Regions from separate parts of the Homo sapiens genome. Here region 1 is linked to region 2. Evidence: chromatin loops called from intact Hi-C (ENCODE). Cell type or tissue: gastrocnemius medialis. All regions are shown on one strand. Each heading gives the region's core, and the rest is flanking DNA. Links, peaks and the distances in the headings are about the cores only.

Evidence for each region. Peaks named below come from ENCODE experiments on the same cell type or tissue, not always from the same donor. Only the 100,000 strongest peaks of a DNase experiment are listed, where the experiment ranks them.
Region 1: it touches region 2 in a loop (5-fold over the local background); 3 of 110 quality-filtered maps call a loop at or near these places.

Annotation. Positions count from the first base shown.
Region 1 is chr10:90,916,776-90,926,197 of GRCh38, forward strand. ANKRD1 (ankyrin repeat domain 1) reads right to left here and starts at 4,312. Exons shown (of 9, transcript NM_014391.3): 1 at 4,226-4,312; 2 at 3,394-3,573; 3 at 2,356-2,493; 4 at 2,090-2,197; 5 at 957-1,055. The coding sequence starts at 4,252. It also overlaps the pseudogene RNU6-740P. RefSeq lists an enhancer at 8,515-9,401. In gastrocnemius medialis, for the core only: no CTCF peak of the experiment used is centred there; DNase peaks (open chromatin) are centred at 4,536 and 7,958; H3K4me3 peaks cover 965 bases; H3K27ac peaks cover 6,037 bases.
Region 2 is chr10:91,631,200-91,640,621 of GRCh38, forward strand. It overlaps PPP1R3C (protein phosphatase 1 regulatory subunit 3C), which reads right to left and starts at 1,872. Exons shown (of 2, transcript NM_005398.7): 1 at 1,757-1,872. The coding sequence starts at 1,770. RefSeq lists enhancers at 1,503-2,004, 2,005-2,504 and a silencer at 1,839-1,978. In gastrocnemius medialis, for the core only: CTCF peaks have their summits at 2,180 and 4,383 (motif pointing left); DNase peaks (open chromatin) are centred at 2,022, 3,252 and 4,352; H3K4me3 peaks cover 2,580 bases; H3K27ac peaks cover 3,814 bases.

The sequences.
Region 1 (9,422 bases), core at 692-8,691, 710 kb before region 2:
GGCAGAATAAAAGTAGTCCCTTCCAAAATATTTTAATCTGGATCTGACACCTCATCTAGGGTCCCTGTCGCTCTTTCTCTACTTCTGTGGGTTTTCTGCTCATTTTTGCTAGCACAGCCTCTGTACCTCAACTGTAGTCACTTGTGTCTACAGTTGTAACGTGTATAGTTACCCCTAGGAGACCCTCTCCTCACTGATCTATGTGGTTGGTATGCCCCTGGCCTTAATCCCACACTCATGATTTTTAGTTTCCATGCAAACTTCATATTTTGTTTCTTGATTTTTTTTTCAATGTGTTTATGTTTTGGATTCAATTTTGGCCAAGTCCCTTGGATTTCTTTGATATCCCGTTGCCGCTTTGCTATAAAGTCAAAATGAGCTGCATTTAAATACATAAAGAATTTTCCCAGCTCAATCTTCAGTTCATAAATTATGCTGCATACTGGTCTTCGTAGAAATCACAGTGATTGAATTATTGAGGTCTGAATAGCAGCTACTTTCCATAGATGCAATTCATTTCATATGCAGTCTAGCCCCAAATCTCATTGGTAGCAATTGGCATCTATCATATAAAGTGTGCAGCTAGAGAATTCGTATATGTTGCTGGCAGCCAACCATAAGCAGGCTGCCCTGTGAACAATGGAGGGACAAGGCTGTTGAAAGGCAAGTGTCGAAAATGAATGACTAACTCGCTGATGAGGATATTGAATTCAGTTTAACAGCTTTCACTTCCTTCTTTTCCCTGAAATATTCCTCTATTTTCAGTATGTATGGAAAATATTTTCACATGACCTACTCTCATCTCCCAACTTTCCTTTATTTGGAGAAATGAGCTTTTGCCTAGTTCTCTCAGATCAATTTTCAATCCAATCAGCTCGGTTTTGCATTGGAGGTTTTCCGGAGCTTCATATAGTCTACTTCTTTTGGCTCATTCCCAAGCAAAGAAATATATTTACCATATCACGGAATTCGATCTGGGCTCCAGCTTCCATTAACTTCTCCACAATTGCCAAATGTCCTTCCAAGCATGCTCTATGAAGAGCTGTCCGTTTATACTATCAGAACAGAGATTTTAAACAGAGATAGCAATAAATATAAAAATGTGTGTAAACCCTTTTAAGAGCTATGAAGCTGGAGATTCTGATGACCTAACTGATAGAAACTCAAGTGCTTCTTTATGAATAGAAATGTCAAAGTTAACTAAAATTGCAGAATCAGAACAATTATCCTGCAACTAATATTTGAGCTTCCTCCAATATACATTTCCAAGGGCTCAAAGGCCTACGTTGAGGAGTGTGAACTTAAAGGCTCAAAACTATCTAAATGCTGACATCTCCGTTTCTTCTATCTTGCACCTTCCTTGTTCATGTAGCATTACCATGCAGATCAGACAGCTTTCTTGCATCTGGGACTGTTGCTAGACTATCAAAAAGTTTCCATTCATTTTTAGGAGAATGGGAGACATGTTTTTAGTTCAACTTCAGAAGCGGTCCCCAATTTCACTTCATGGGGGAAAGAATACAAAAAGATTAGTGATTTCTGATAAATTGGCTTTATTTGAATGGGCTAATGAACTATTAGAGCTGGAACAACTTTAGGCGTTATTTCACTCCAATGCCCCATGTTTACAGATAAGGAAACCACAGCCCAGAGGATGCAAATTAGCTGCTCAAAACCAAATAGCCAAGTAGTGGTACAACTGGCCCCTGAACTCCAATCTCCAGATTTCTTATCTAGTGTTGACGTGCTTGGTTTTAATCAAAGATGATGCTAATAATATATCTCTAAAGGTGACTTTTTGGCCCACATTAAAAGTCTTATCCCAAGAATCTAAGAAGTTAAAGAAAAACTGAAAAATCAGCCAGATGTATATGAGTGCAAAAAACAATGCAATCCGTATCACTGATCTAATATCTATTTATTTTTTGGACCACTGAACTCTCCTATTAGGCTCCTGGCATACACAGCAACAGCTGGGGAAACTGTTTCAGGTGGAAGGACTTTGGCACTATATTAGCAAGACTGGAGTAAAGCATAAGAAACATAAAATTAATGAGCTGGATTTTGCAGTGCTTTGCATGAGTCTTACCTCATCACAAACATCTGGATTGTTCTTGTCTGACAAGAATTTTTCTACTACTGGCAGTTTATTCTCCAGAGCAGCCTTCAGAAACGTAGGCACATCCACAGGTTCCGTCTAAAGCCAAAATAAATAAATATATATATATATATATATATATAGCATGAGAGTTACCGTGAGCTTGCCAGCATTCAATCAAACCCTCCACAGATATTTGCTCCCCTGTAGCACAACACTGGACATGTATTACTGGAAACCAAAAAAAAAGCCCTTACAATGATTTCAGGTTCTGGTTCCTTTACAACTGGAACTTTAGTTTTCCTGTATTTTTTCCTTTTCTTCAGTTGAATGATTATTTCAAGGTCTTCTAAATTTTCAAGCTTTGATCTTTGTTCTAGTTTTTTCTTTTTGAGCTAAAAAAGAAATTCGTATTTCAAAAATATGGTGAGTTCTACTGACAAGCATTCTGGTTGTGTCTAAACTAAATCTGCAAGGTCTGAGATAAACATGTGAACAGTTTGAGCAAAAACATTTTTTAAAAATTATATAAATCTTTGACTTCATTTTAGGGATTTCTTATTCAGATATTTATCTGGGAGTCTAATTTTCAGCTAATTGCCATCATCTTTACTTCTGTTGCTTGTAGAATCAGCCCTTGACCAATTGAGGACACGATCTGGTCTCTAAGTGATGACTTTGTAATTAATGCCATAAGCAAGTCTTAGATTTTTAAAGGATTTTTAAAATTATGCTCAAAACTTGGTTTAATTTTTGAGCATGATAAAAAGAATCTAACAATAAATGTTAAGCTCTGAAATATCAATGTCATTCTCTTTCACTAAGCAGAGCCTTCTAAAACAGACTGTCCAGGGACCACAGCTAACTAAAGCAAATTTTATCTGTGTTAGTAATTAAGGAAAATTCACCCAGAAACACAGATTGTGTCAACACAGATAGCAGACAGTTAAACAATGATCTATGGACCACAGACCATGTTATTGAGAAAAAGAGATCTCCGTTGCTTGGGATTAACTACATGGTGTGTAACATCAGGAATTCACTGGACATGTGTATCTTTCAATCAAAACATGGTCACAGCACATTTATTCATTGATTCAGAATTCAGAGGTCATAGTCTTGTCAAAGAGTTATTTCCCAAAACCTGTTCCATACAAGTTGCCTCTTTACGGGTTAGAATCTGGTAAAGAGACATCTTAATGATTGGGTTTGTTTCTCTCTTCTCCTTCCCTGACATTTCCATTCCCTACCCCAGCCCCAACATCCTACTAGTGGATTCCACAGATGGCTCTCACCTCTGCCTCTCGTTGTTTCTCGCTTTTCCACTGTTGCTCCCCCAGGGTCACAGGGTGGGCTAGAAGTGTCTTCAGATCCTCCTGCTTCTCTAAAGTAACAGCAGCTTCATACTCTCCATCTCTGAAATCCTCAGGAAGGAATTCCCCTGCCTCCCCATTGCCATTCTTCTTTCCAGTGACCTATGAGGGAAGAAGATGGCAGCGTCAGAAGCAGCAGCCTCGTCCTGGGTCATTCTTCACAGACAATGCCGCAGGAGGCTCTTGGTCCTTCTCCCCTGGGAACAGCCACCTTTGAGCAGTGCACTCTCAGATCTCAAGCTGCGATGCACACTGCTACAATTGTCCCAGAATTACCTTCAGATGCTTGTCCTACTCTCTTGGTTAAATCAAAGCTTGGGTTAGGTTGACAGATTAAATCTACTTTTAATCTGCTTAATCACATTTCTTTTAGGAAAATCAAAAACCTTCTCTGCTTAATTAAAACTCAACTTTAGGTACTTTTGATGAGTTTCGCCTTATTGTAAAGTTTCCGGGCTTACATTCTTTCAATAACACTTCTTCCCTAAGACATTTTGATAACTACACGTGATTCCACACTGTAGTAATAAAACCAAAGGAGAAGATATTAAATAGGAAATATGCAGAGAATTCATTACTGGTAGCTCCATTTTTTTTTTCCAATTTCACTTGTTTCATCACATCAACCTTTTTCCATATATGACATTTTCAGAGTTCCCTTGCATTACACCTGAAAGCAAAGGGCATTTCAATTTTCAAATAAAAACCAAGATGAACCAGTTTTCATTTTATAAAATTAATGCATCTTACATACCAGTTCCTCTACTTTCAGTACCATCATGTTGGCTGAAGGAGTCTTGTATGTTTTTCTGTCGTGGAAGGAATCCCTGGAGTTGGCCCTGCTGGGCCCCTCCACACCGGTCAGCTTATATAGCTGGGGCCGGGTGAGATAATCTTCCAACCTGGGAACCGAAGTAACACTCCCACCCCCATTAGGAGCCAACTCAGAGGCAGGTGAATTTTCATTCCAGACTCAGTGTCTGGGAAGCTGAAGAGGGAGGGGAGGACAAGCTAACCCTGCTGAATATGTGAATCAGGAAGAAATGTGAGAGGGCCATTCCTTTGGTGGTGATCACATCGCTCAGCAATGCAAGTCATCCTATTTGTCAAGAGTCAGGGGACAGCTGTCTGTTGACATTGCACCACATCACTGCCCTTTTTTTCTTTGTCAGCTTTCATATGACTACCTATCAAGAAAATGTAGATGCCCTACATATCACACCCCCAGTAATATCTTTCTGATAAGCAGACTTATCAACACTTCACTTAGGGGAAACTTGTCCCAGGACATCCTATTCCCTGGGTAAACAGCCTGAGGGGAAGGGATCTGGGCCCTAAAGGCACTTGTCTATATCTGTTTGGAATTCTTTGGAGTGATGTCTGGGGCTAAATAGGCCCCATGACATGCCACCTTACCATCATTATAAGAAATTGAAAGCATTCAGTAATGCACTTTTCTTTTATGATGTCACTGGCCATAATTAGCACATGACATGCTTACCGTGTTCTAAAACAGCATAATAATTGGAGCATTTTTACTTCAAAATGGATCAGAGTGGTCAAGAAATAGAGTAAATGAAACCAGCTATCAGCCGGGTGCAGTGGCTTACACCTGTAATCCCAACATTTTGGGAGGCAGAGACAGGAAGATTGCTTAGCTTAGGAGTTCAATACTAGCCTGGGCAACATGGCAAAATCCCATCTCTACCAAAAATACTATATATATATATGAAAAAAATGAGACCAGTTATTAGCAATGGCAGGACTCTGATTAGGTCATTGAGCTGAAGTTCTCAAATGCTGTGGGGAAAGGAATCACCTGTGGGAGCTTGTCAGAAATACAGATCCCTGGGCCCCACTCCAGGGAATTCTGAGTTGATTTATGGTAACTCGTAGGAATCATCTTGAATTTCAAAGCACCCAGATGATTCTGATGCATCAAGATTTGAGACACGTGGCTGGAGGGATAATGCACTTTGCTTCCGGAAGGGTTGAAAAAGGTCTCTATTTCTGGTTTCTAATCTTTGAGGTGTAAATTATGTAAAAATACTGGGGTCTTTTTATAGTTTCAGGAAAAACTGGGTTTTTTTCAGTAAAAGAAAGGAGAGAAGAATGGGAGAAGGGAATTGTGAATGGAGGGAAGTGTTAATTAGGAAGTTATGTTTGACCTTTGTGTGTCTATTTCTCCCCAAACTCACCCAATCAACAAATGTGGCTGCCATTCTCCTCTTCCCCCTTGAATGCTCAGTCAGTGGATGGTGTTTCTGAAACTTTGAGAAGACATCGACTCCCCACCCCAAGACAAAACATTGACAAAGAGGGACCCTCCCAGTACCTCCTGTATCATATGTTCCGGTCTCCTAATATTCTATCTTAAAAGGGGGTTAATTAAAGGAAATCTCCTGGGCTTTTCTTTGAGATGGACACAGCTATCACTATTTTCTTTTTAATTTTTTCCTTTTCTCTTTATTATTTATTTATTTTTAATATATGGAATGTTTCACAAATTTGTGTGTCATTCTTGCACAGAGTCCATGCTAATCTTCTTTGTATAGCTCCTATTTTAGTATATGTCCTGCTGAAGCAAACAGAGTCATTACTATTTTCATTGGTCTCTTCATCTAAGTCAGAAGTAGTCATGGACACTTTTTCTACCATTTCGTATGCCTTTTTGTTCCAGGCCTGACCCAAACTGAGGGAGGTATTAGGAGGAGAAGTGTTTGGGGGAAGGACTGTGGGATGTTTAAGGGTCTTGGATATGAAATCCCAGAGCTGTCCATGCCCTCGAAGTTGGAGCAAGACTAATGCTCTCATTTTACAGAGAGGATGCTGAGGCAAAGAAACATTAAGTAACTTGCTGCAGATGCACAGCTAGTTGGTGAATGCTAGGTTGAAGAGTCCTGATTCCATCCAACAGAAGCAGACAATCATTGAGCCCAAAAGATTTCCTAGGGCAAGTCTCACCTAGACCCACTCAGGATGCAACCAAAACTGATTAAATGGCTCCTTACTGTTTCAATCACCTCAAAGAATGCAAGTGAAAGTGGGCAGGGAGGCTTACCAAGCCCTTTTCTTTCTCCAGGCATTTAATTATCCCTTGAAACCTAGCTGATTCTATAGAGAGGCTCCAGGAAGTCTTGAAGAAAACTTTGCAGAGGATGACACTTGAAGATGAGTTGATGGAATGGGCTGAACTTAAAGGAGCACGCTGGTGGATGCAAGGATGTCAGGGCTGGTGAAATCACTGCCAGTTCAACCTTTTCCCATGTTGATCCAGCTTGTCATTATAAAACATGAGAGGTACAACTTGAGGATAAGTGGTCAGAAGATGTAAAAAGAATATGACAACAAATAAAGAAAAAAAACATGAGAGAATCTGCTTTTTGAAAAGAGATTCTAGGCACCTTTAGCTCTCTAAAAAGATAAAAACAACAACCATTGTATTTTCAAATCGTTCTTATTCATCAAAATTGAGAAAAAAATTCCCCTGGCGGAGAGTTTTCTGTCATTTGTTTTTCAGAAGCATCCTTCCCATAAAAGTTCACCCAGTGGTGTAAATTCTTATATTTGTGTATTTGGCTTTATCATAGCCTCAATCTGGACATAATCTATCCTTACTAAGATGAATTAAAACAATAAAGGTCCTAGTTGGTTCTACAATCATAAAGCAACTTGGCATCACCCATCTCCAACCAGAAAGAGTAAAGGAAGCATCCCTGAGCTTCTCCAGTGTCACCCCATGAGCCTTTTCCCACTCCCCTCAGGATTTATGCATTTCCATGGGTGAAATGACATGTGACTAGAATTAGGACCATGGTTATAGCTGGAGAAAGTGAGAAGCAGAGAAGTAGCACCTAAAGCAATTACTGCTGTCACCTAGGGATTAAAAGAGGCGCTTGGACCCCACCCAGATCCATGTGCCATAGCTCAGCTCCAAGTCCAAGGGCAGTTTTATCTTTCTGTATAAAATATGAAGTTCCAGACGTTCTACTTCTACTCCAACTTTTCATTCTTATATTTTAACTATATAATAGACACATTATTGTTAAAAATAGCACAGAGAATGTTATTTAGTTCAGATCTTACTGTCGATTTGATACTTGATTATTTTTCGCTCAGTAACCGTGTCTTACAGATTGTCTCCTATCTGCACAAACAAATCTATCTTGCTATTAGAAACAACTGCATGAATTTCCATGCACGGACCTACCATTTCTTATTTAACCACTTTCTCATTTGTGGACATGTAGGCTGTTTTTTTAAAATGGGCATTTTTATTTTCTAAAAAGGCATTTTATAGCACATAAAATTTTATTGTTATTAACACTCCTTGTCCTTAGAACACCCAACTTGATACTAAAAGGAAGTGCTCCAAGGACTGTAGCCAGATTCTGACTTGGAAACCTCCTTGTTCCACTGTTGTACTTACAATTGCTCATTTTGCCATCCCTTTTAATAGCCTTCCCAGTCCCAGCTGTTACGCACCTTCCTTGGCCCAGAGAAGTGGCTGACTTAGCCTGACCAGCAAGCCATGGCTCAGTTACGTGTTTGAAAATGCCAAAGGAAGGTCATAAAAGTGAAGCAAATAAGGTTTAATGTTGTTTCCCCTCCCCTGCCAGGAATGGGATAACCTGTATTTGAAAAGCAGAAAAGTACTGGAAACATTTTCAGCAGGATTGTGGCACCTGCCTTCCTTGCCTCTCGAAAGGCAGAATCAAGACTAAAGTCCTTCTGCCCAGGACTCTGGATAGAAAGGGCACAAACTGCCCTAACACAGTTGGGCTGCCCACAGTAGGTTACTTTTTACGGATATCGGTGGCCTCCTGACGTTAGAGGTAGGTGAAGGCTGTAGGTCTCACCTCCACACCTTACAGCAGGTGCCTTGTTACAGTAAATAAGGTATCTCAGTGCAAATTCTGCCACACATATGAACTCACACCAGCCAACAGGCACAAAGGGCCACATGCACTATTCAGTAAACTCATGAAGCCCAGCCCTTTGTCCATTTAGGCCCTTGGACAGTGTCCAGCACAAAAGATTCGCTTGACTAGGCATGGTGGCTCATGCCTGTAACCTCAGCACTTTGCGAGGCCAAGGCAGGAGGATCACTTGACCCTAGGAGTTCGAGACCAGCCTAGACAACATAGCGAGATCCTGGCTCTATGTTTTTTTATTTAAAAAAAAATAAAAGAAAAAGTTTCACTTGAAGCAAATGAAACCACAACCACATTCTGGCAGCATATTTCAGCTAATTTTCTAGTCCACTCAAGGTGATTACAGACTCCTCCACATATGGCCTAACACAAGATAGGATGGAGTCCTAGCACTCACTATAAGCCTAGGACTCCAACTGCATAGAAAAGTGCCTGACACATAGTGGGGCTAAATAAATATTTACCTGAGACCCAGCAGGGCTCATATTCTTTTCTAACCAAACCACATATTTCAAATTCTCCTTTCAATGAGAAATAATTGGTAACATTTCTCATGCTAATTAACCATTAATCTGTCAATACTATCAAAGGTAAAGATAGGTAAAGTACTTGGGATTACCTCCACTGGAGTGGGGGCAGCTCATTAGTGTCTTTCAAATGCTAACTAACCCCAACAGTTGTAATCGCAGAGTCAGGGCTTCTCAGGTGTGAACTAACATTTCTTCAAGCAGTGATTCTCTAAGCTGGGTGCATCTTAGAATCCTCTGTGAAGCTTCTAAAAAAATGCTGATGCCCAGGCTTCAGCTCAGGCACATGAAATCCAAATCTCTGCTCAAAGATCCAAGGAATTGGTATTTTTTAAAGTTTTCCAGTTGATTCTAATTTCCTCCCAGCATTGAGAATACTGCTCGAGGGTGTAGAATTAAATGAATATGTATCTAAATACACGTGTATTTTCTCCAAGTTGTAGTGGACAGTCAAGCTATTGTTATTCTGGTCTCAGAATTTTGATTGTTG
Region 2 (9,422 bases), core at 560-8,559:
TCAAACCTGTCTGGTCACTATGTCTAGGGAATTCATTTTCTTTCTTTCTTGTCTTTCCTCCTTTCCTCCTTCCCTCCTTCCTTCCTTTCTTCCTCTCTCTCTCTCTTTCTCTTTCTTCTTTCTTTCCAATTCCTGGGACTCAGAACTACTGAGGCAGAACTTCTGGGGCTAGGGCCAAGGGATGGGTATGTTCTTAAAGCTTCCCAGGTGATTCTAATGACCAGACAGGTTCAGGAGCCACAGTTCCAGACCCTCTGCTCCCTCTGGCTACGTTGGCTTATTTTGCTGCTAAATTGATTGACACTTCTCTGGTAAGGTAATTCACTTGAAAAAAAAAAAATAACATGCAACAGTTTTGAGAGTGAGAAGGCTAGAGAAGAAGTCAAAGAATCATCTTTGCACTTTGATTATCATGCTCTTATTTTTCACAAATAACCACTGAAATACAAGCCAACAATTCATATGCACTTAAAAACTATATAATTGATAATTCACCTAAAGAGATGCCCATGACAAGTCCACATTTAAGTGGAAAAACTGATTACCTGAAAGTTGGAGTGTTTTAAAATATACATTTTATATATACAAACTTATAAATATTGAAAAACTCTATAGGAAATACACCTTTCCTAATAATTTAATAATTATTATTTCTGGGTGATAGGATTATAGATTATCTATTTTCGTTTTTGTTCTTTTTTGGCATTTTCTAATAGACATTTATAAGTAGAAAGACAATAAAACCATTTAAAGTTTTAAACATGACTATGCTCAGCAATATTAAACCAAGAAGCATCTATAAAGAAGACTTTTCTCTGACCTTTAGCCCTCATCATATATTTCCAAGCTTATGGTATTAAGATTTTTTTCCCTATCTTAGCCTTACAAGTAAGAGGTGTGTGTATACTGTACACGACATTTCTCAGTCTGGCTTTAGTAACTCTCCTCACAGCAGCTCTAAACATGTATGCAAGTGGTCATTATCACAAAAGTGTGTAATAACACTCGCAGAATTTACTGTGTTAGCTCTGGGGTTTTTCTGGGAGATCTGCAAACTTAGAACAAACAAATGAAAGCTAAAGCTATATTTGTGGGTCTAATAATAGTTAATAGGCAGGATTTTTAGAGAAGTCTTCTGCTAAGCTATGTCTGGAGAAGCTATTTAAAGTAGTTTTATGGGAGGTTTTTTTTGGTTTTTTTGTTTTTTTTTTTTTACTTTTTGCATTTATAGAAAGACAGTTTTAGTTTGGGTGATTTCCTTGGAACTTTAAGTCCTGGACAAGAGTTAAAAGTAATCGTTTGCTCAAACTCTTGAGATTTTGCTATGGCAAACTGTGATAAGAAGGACGAATGAATGCAAACGTCGTCCTGTAATTTTTTTCCTCCAAGCTAAACCACCTAACCAGCAATGTCAGAGTGCTGTTCTCACCACTTCAGCTGCCCGAGTCTTTGGGACATTTGTGCAGGACCAAAAGAACAGCCGCATCCATGAGAAAATCCTAACTCAAGCTGATTCACGTTAAGATAATTTCTGCTTTAAGATGCTGATTACTAAAATAGGCTCTGCTTAAGAAATAGAGCCAAATTTCTACACCTCCAAGGCCTCTCGGTTGCCAGATTCAACTACGCAGTCAGTCCACTTGTCCTCCCCCTGGGGTGTCCATTTCCAGAGATGATAGAACTGAAACGCCCCCCAACTTCCCCACAGCTGCGCGTTCCCCTGTGTTCCTAGCGCGCAGAGTTGCAGCGAACCTACCTGGTGCAGCTCATTAGGCAGAGAGGCGGCGGACCCTAAAAGCCAGCACCCGCTGCCTGCACAAATTCGAACCACAGCTCCAGGCCTTGCCCCCGCGGCGGTCGCTGGGAGAGACTGAGGGCCCGGCGCCTAGAGGCCGCTTATCTGCTCCCAAGCACGTGACCCGATCCCTGGGACCAATCGCCGGGCCTCGAGCCCCAGGGCGCGACCAACCAGCGCCCAGCTGGGGCGCCAGCCCTCGCCCCGGCAACGTGATCGCCCCGGGGCGAGACGTGCAGAGAGCTATCTGGGCATCGCGGGGAGGTTCTGGGACTCCGCGGCCAGCTGGAACCAGCCGCGTAACGGGAACCCTGGGCTAGGGGCCGGGCAGGCACGTACCGCATGCAGCGGGCGCCGGCCAAGAGAGAGCGCAGCCAGCCTCGCCCAGGCGGGGCGCCAGTGCCTCAGGCTTGGGGCGGCTGTTACTTGGGAATAGCTTTGTGGGTCACTGCGGGTGAATCTGCACACAGAAGATGTGGCTCAAACCGAATGTGTATCGCATTTGAAATGTTTATATCGTTCATTACCCGGTGTATCCGCATTTCTCCCTCACCTTAGCCTGCGCGATCCCAAACTGGCTGCATGCTTTTCGATTAGTATGAGTTCACAGATGCACCACACAGTAGACAGCTGCCGGGAATTACCAACTTATCTAACAAATGTTGTTAGGAAAGCATACGAGCCCCATAAAACACCAAGGTGGCATTTAATTAAAAGACACTTCGTATTTCTGTCTATTCTTCAATTTTCTCCCCTGCGGGGAACACTAAAGCCGGAAGTGAAATGACCCTTTTCACACATACAGCCGGTCAAGAGGCAGCAGTCAACCCAAACCCCTTACTCAATTCTGACGTCCTTTGGCAGTGGTGTGGAAATCAAAATGTTAAAATAAAATTTAAAAAATCACGCCGTATGTTTCATGGGCCTTCTGAGCCACTCACTTTCGCTGAAGTTTCATTATTTTGATTAGTTTGAAGAATTTTTAGACCATCATTTACAACTGTAAAATTAAATGTCTAAGTCAAGTCTAAATTATTTTTATAAAACCCACATCCTAGTTTTGCTCCCCTAATTGAGCTATCCATTAGTCAATTAAAATATACAAAAATTCCTATGTCTTTTAAACAACTGTCAAACAGTGGAATTGTTAAAATTATTAGAGTGAAGAAAAAAATCACACTGAATATCACTGGGAAAGGGACTTCATGCCTGGGTTTTATTTTTGAAATGAAATATCTAACTAATGGCAGGTCTTCTAGCCCCTTTAGCTCAACCAAAACTAGCTGGAAGGTCTTTGGATTGACACTTACTAGCTACACGAATCTAGGCAAGTTCTAACCTCAGTTTCCTCATGTGTAAAACAGAGATAGTAACGTTCTGAAGATGAAGTAAGATGGTGCCAATGAACAGACTCAGCACGATGCCCAGTGCCTGTGTTCCACCCGGGCTAGTTCCCAAGTTTCTACTTGATCTCTCAGCTAGAGTTTTTACTCTATCACCTCAAGGCGCCTGGTGCCTGAGCTAAAATATTGAGAATAGCTGCTGCTTGTTGAGCCTTTACTCTGTGCCAAACACTATGTGCTATCAATTCAATCCTCACAACAACCCTATGTGATATGTCCAATTATTAATCCCATTTTAGAGAAAAGAAAACGGAGACACTGAATGGTCAGGAAATCTGCCCAGTGGATCACTTGAGGCCAGGAGTTCAAGACCAGCCTGGCCAACATGGTGAAACCCTATCTCTACTAAAAATACAAAAATTAGCCGGGCATGGTGGTGCACACCTGTACTCTCAGCTACTCTGGAGGCTGAGGCAGGAGAATCGCTTGAACCCGGGAGGCGGAGGTTGCAGTGAGCTGAGATTGCACCACTGCACTCCAGCCTGGGCAACAGAGCGAGACTCTATCTCGAAAACAAAAAACAAAAAAAAAACCTGCCCAGGTTCTCACAGGTAGAGCAGGGATTAGAGCCTGGCTGATACCAGAGCAATAACCGCTGCACCATATTGTCTTATTTTAATGACCCATCAATGGTTAGAATTATGGAGGTAGGAGGTGATAGGCATCAAACTCTTTATTTCACAGATGAGGAACTGAAAGCTTAGACAGGTCAAGCTGCTTGCCAGGGGCTGGCTAGGTCTGAGCCAAAACTAGAACCCTGGGTATTCTTTTCCTCTACCCATGATTATATGTTGAGCTAAATAGTAAATATTACCAGTTAAAACTATGGAGAAACATGAATAACAATTTATGGTGATCGCATTTTGAGGGAAAGGTATCCATGCATAGAAAACAGAATGTGCTCTACAGAAATGTGAACAGTTCATTTTGGAATGGTGAGATTATGAGTGATTAAAAATGTCTTCGTTGTTTTGCTGCTCTGTTGTTTTTCTTAATTTTTCTACAATGAACATACACGACCTAATTAAGAAATAATTTTTCAAGGGCGTTAAAACTCTGGGATTCAACTAACACATATAGCGTACTGCTAGGTGCCAAGAACCGTGGTGGAAATTTTCACATGCTTGTGCCATTTACTCACACCACCCTTTCAGCCTGTTCCATTCATACAGCTTTCTCTCCTGCCCCCTGGTGTTGACTAATGCCATAGAAGTCACTCTCCCTTTCAGCTCCTTCAAATGGAAGATTCAGGGAGACCATGCTTTCTCCTAAAAGGACTCAACACTCACTCAATAAACCTCTAAATTGGATGATCCAGGCTTTTCACTTCTGTCTCCTTCCCAGCTTTTGCTCCCCTTCATTATTGGATGAGAGAAACTAGGATGGAATCAGTGTTCTTAGTTGTAGGTTGCACCAATGAAGACAGAGTAGAAAGGAATCGTGGGGAGTTGTACTATTATTCGTAGGATTTCTCCCACTGTGGTTTGGCAGCATCTAAACATTGCTTGGTCCTACCCATCTTAACAATCAATCTATCAGCAGGAAATTATTGAGCTATGCAGTAGTTCCAGCTCCATGCCAGGGGTTACAAAGTCTGAGCAGTCATAATCCTTTGACCTTGAGGAGGTTACAATCATTATTACAGAAAAACAAATTCATAGAATACCCAGCAGACATTTTAAGAAGCTACTAAGCAAGGAGCTGATAATTGTGGGGCTTACACAAGTGGGTCTCTTACAGCATTCACTCAACACGTTGCCTGAGAGCTGCCTTTGGAAAAACACCCTGGGGGGTTGCCAAGTTGCCAACTCATTTTCTGCAAGCTTGTCTTTTTTCAGTGCCTAATCAAGAAAGTACTTGAGAATTCAGCCTCATAGTTATTAATATAAAAATGTCAGTACTTTAACCACAGTTAGTGGTAACTGAGAGAAACCTCGTAAGTGATCTTGAAGATCACTTACGGAGTTTCAGTGAAAGAGTCAGGGAAGTTGCGAACTGGTTTTTTTTTTTTTTAATTATTATTAAAAGGAGCAGGTTTTGCATTTTGGAGAACAAAAAAGGTGCCAATTCATTTGTCTCAGTTAATAGTAAGCGCTCTTGTACACTATTTTCTTCTTCCTTCTTTAGCTACATTCAACAGGAACTCCAATATTAAGTAAAAGGATACAACCTGAAAAACATATACTGCTTACTTTGGGCTCGGCACTGTTTTAAGCACTTAGAAATATTAACTCATGTAATCTTTATAAGAATCCGGTGAGGTAGAAACCCATTTCACAGATGAGGAACGTGAAGACATCGAAGGTGCCAATTGTCCAAGATCACACAGCTAGTAGGTGACAGGATCAGGTTTCAAGCCCCTCTAGAATCCACGCTCCTAGTATGTGAGTTGCTCTGAAAAAGACAAGCACCACACTGGTAGCTACCAAGACCAAAAAGCAGCTCCGAAGGCCAAAGAGATCCCGAAAGGAGAAGGCTCGCTGTGGAATATCTGTGGAAGCTTCAAGGAGGTAGCGGGAATTGGGAAGGCCAGGAAAATGGGAAGAACTTAAATATGATGTGCTATCATCTTTAGGGCATTTAGATGACTAGAATACAACTTTGTGGCTCAGCAAATAAGAGAGCAAATAAGATCACCATTGAAACGGTGCCAGCCACCCACCGTTCCACTCAAAGGGCATATTCCCAGAGGCAAGTGGGGAAGTGAAAGGACTAACAAATCTGCTTGTTGCCAAGTAGACTATGCTACCAGCCATTCCGTTTGCACTAAAGGGATTTTCAAGTATAATTTTCACTACTGGAAATTTTTTAGTTTTTACCTCAAACCCCATTTGTAAAATAGTCCAGTAAGAGCAGACAATGGTCTAGGTGTGGTGGAAAAGCATAAGTGTTAGCAAAATAAGGGGTTAAAGAAAGTGCAGGCCTGGGTGAGGTGGCTCACACCTGTAATCCCAGCACTTGGGAGGCCAACGTGGGTGGATCATTTGAGGTCAGCAGTTCAAGACCAGCCTGGCCAACATAGTCAAACCCCTTCTCTACTAAAAAATAAAAAAATTAGCTGGGAGTGGTGCTGGGCACCTGTAATCCCAGCTACTCGGGAGGCTGAGGCATGAGAATCACTTGAACCCAGGAGGCGGAGGTTGCAGTGAACCGAGATCGCGCCACTGCACTCCAGCCTGGGTGACAGAGTGAGACTCCCTCTCAAAAAAAAAAAAAAAGAAAAGAAAAGAAAGTGCAGGATGCCGCCTGAAACATGTAGGTATCTCAGGTGAGGTGAGGAAAAGGAGAGGGGAGGGCGGATGAAAAAAAAGAATGATATAACTGTATCAGGTTGACTTAGTGGCAAATGGATCATGTGAATATTACACACATTTGCTACACATGCTTCAGGACTTTAGAGAAAGGAGAAGCCTCTGGGGGTCAGGATGGCCAAAGAGGACCAGGACTTATTGAGTAACTACAAGGAGAAGAATTTGGCTAAAGGTGAGGATTCTGGCTGGGGAGCATGAGGAGGAGAGGTCAAAGGAGAGAGGTTTTTTTTTCTAGGCAGACTCTCACCTGTTGCCTAGTCTGGAGTACAGCAGCACTATCTCAAACCTCCGCCTCCCAGATTCAAGTGATTCTCCTGCCTCAGCTTCCCAAGTAGCTGAGATGACAGGCATGCGCCATGACGCCCGGCTAATTTTTGTATTTTTAGTAGAGACGGGGTTTCACCGTGTTGGCCAGACTGGTCTCCAACTCCTGGCCTCAAGTGATCTGTCCACATTGGCCTCCCAAAGTGCTAGGATTATATAGGCTTGAGCCACTGTGCCAGGCCAAGAGAGAGAATCTTAAGTGTAAAAATTTTTTTAAATCTGCTGGATTATCATGAACAAAATTAGAGATCTAAGTACTACAAAATGAAATAAGCAGAGAATAAAATAACAATCTGACTGTGGGGGAGGTACCATCCTTTTGTGTCGATAGTTCCATCAAGTTGCTGCAGTTTCTCTGTATTCATCGGAAGATTAGGGTGAATAAACAAGTAAGTTAGAAATAATCCATGCAGACATTATTAAAACACCTACTGAAGGGCATTTTAAAAGGCTTTAATGTGAGTGTATGGAAGATGGGAAAGAGATGACTTGTTCAGGGGGAGAATTAGAAACTAGCCAAAATGTACGGAAATTCATAGGAAACTTCAACATCAGAAAAATCAAAATAAGAAGAAAAAGTATTTTTGAAAAGAAAAATGAGATACTAGCCCAGTCAGCTTAAATTTGTTATAAAGTTAAAGTTTAAAAAATAAACTGGAATTGGTGTGTGTGTAAAGAAACAGATCAGTGAGATGAAAGAGTTCATAAAATAGACTACTTACATATCAGAATTTCATATATATGATACAGTGGGTAATTCTCATAAGAGGCGCTGAAGAACGGCTTATTCAATAAAAGGGCAGCTGGCTAGACATATAGGGTGGGGTGGGAGGATTGGGAGGATGTATGGAAGAAATTATTTTATTCACACCTCTGTGGAGGGGGACTACTGTGCTTTGATGGCACAGCAACATGTATGAATAAAGCACCTCAAGAGGGAATTCTGCAAAAGGATGGCTGGCCTGGTTCAACTGTCCTGCACGCTGTAATTTGGGTGACTTAGAGAGTTTTCTTTTCTTTTTTTTTTAGACAGAGTCTCGCTCTGTCGCCCAGGCTGGAGTGCAGTGACGCGATCTCGGCTCACTGCAAGATCCGCCTCCTGGGTTCATGCCATTCTCCTGCCTCAGCCTCCCGAGTAGCTGGGACTACAGGTGCCCGCCACCACGCCTGGCTAATTTTTTTGTATTTTTAGTAGAGGCAGGGTTTCACCATGTTAGCCAGGATGGTCTCCATCTCCTGACCTGGTGATCCGCCCGCCTCGGCCTCCCAAAGTGCTGGGATTACAGGCGTGAGCCACCACGCCTAGCCGAGAGTTTTCTTTTTAACTAACTTAGGACTTACGGGATAGAGAAAAGTACTGGGGCAATTACTCAGTGAGAAAAAACTCACTGAGACAATGTATTAAATATACTCTTTTTTTTTTTTTTTTTGGAGACGGAGTCTCACTCTGTCTCCCAGGCTGGAGTGCAGTGATGTGATCTCGGCTCACTAGAACCTCCGCCTCCTGGGTTCAAGCGATTCTCGTGCCTCAGCTTCCAGAGTAGCTAGGATTACAGGTGTGTGCAACCACACCCAGCTAATTTTTGTATTTTTAGAGGAGATGGGGTTTTACCACGTTAGCCAGGCTGATCTCAAACTCCTGACCTCAAGTGATCTGCCTGCCTTGTCCTCCCAAAGTGCTGGGATTACAGGTGTGAGCCACCACGCCCAGCCTAATGTATACTCTTAAGTACACATTCTTTCCTATCTCAAGTTCCTCCTTTCTAAGAAGCAGGAGAAAACTCTTCATGGGTACAGCTGATGGGATGTGTCAGCACTGGGTGGGCCTGGATGCTTTGTGTGTGTTCTCATTGCTCTATCTGGGCAGGGATGTGCACCTCTAGTTTTTTTTTTTACTAAATCTTTATATCCTGACTTTGCAATCTGTATTTTTACTTGAAAATCCAATAGCCTATGAGATGCAGAGGCTCTCTGCCTACCTAGGCCACTATTTACTCACCAGATTCATATTGTCCTGAATAGTCTATTTTTTAGCTCTGTATCTGGTTTCTGGACTCAGCTGTGAACTTAGCTATTGGAGGGGTTTTGAAGACCCTTTGGCAGAGGAGTCCAGACTGAAAACAAGTCCCCTATTTGTAAGGTACCATAACACTTTCTTTCTCATATGACAAAATTAAACCTCTCCTCCTCTACGAGTCCACTCCCCTCACTCACACACACACACACACAAACATATCACATCAACTTTTTCCTAACTCTGGACATAACTGTTAATAACTACTCGCTCCACAAGATGTTCAGAACTCTTTGTTCCTTTCTTTTAAGCCAGAATGCTGTATTTTCTCCTTTAACCATGAGGAGAAAAAGCAGATCTGGTCGAAGTCAGAGCTTTGTGTCTATCAGAGAACTGTTTCTGTTTAGCTGCTAAATGGCTGGTAAGTGGTTGAAAGTTCCAACTGGGGAAAGTTGGAGAGGATTAACAATTTTCCAGATCCTACTGAGTCAACTATTTTTACTAGGGCTTTAATATTTTGTCTGAAGTGTAGTAAATTCTCTAGAATGTTAGCCACAGTTTTAAAAACACATTTT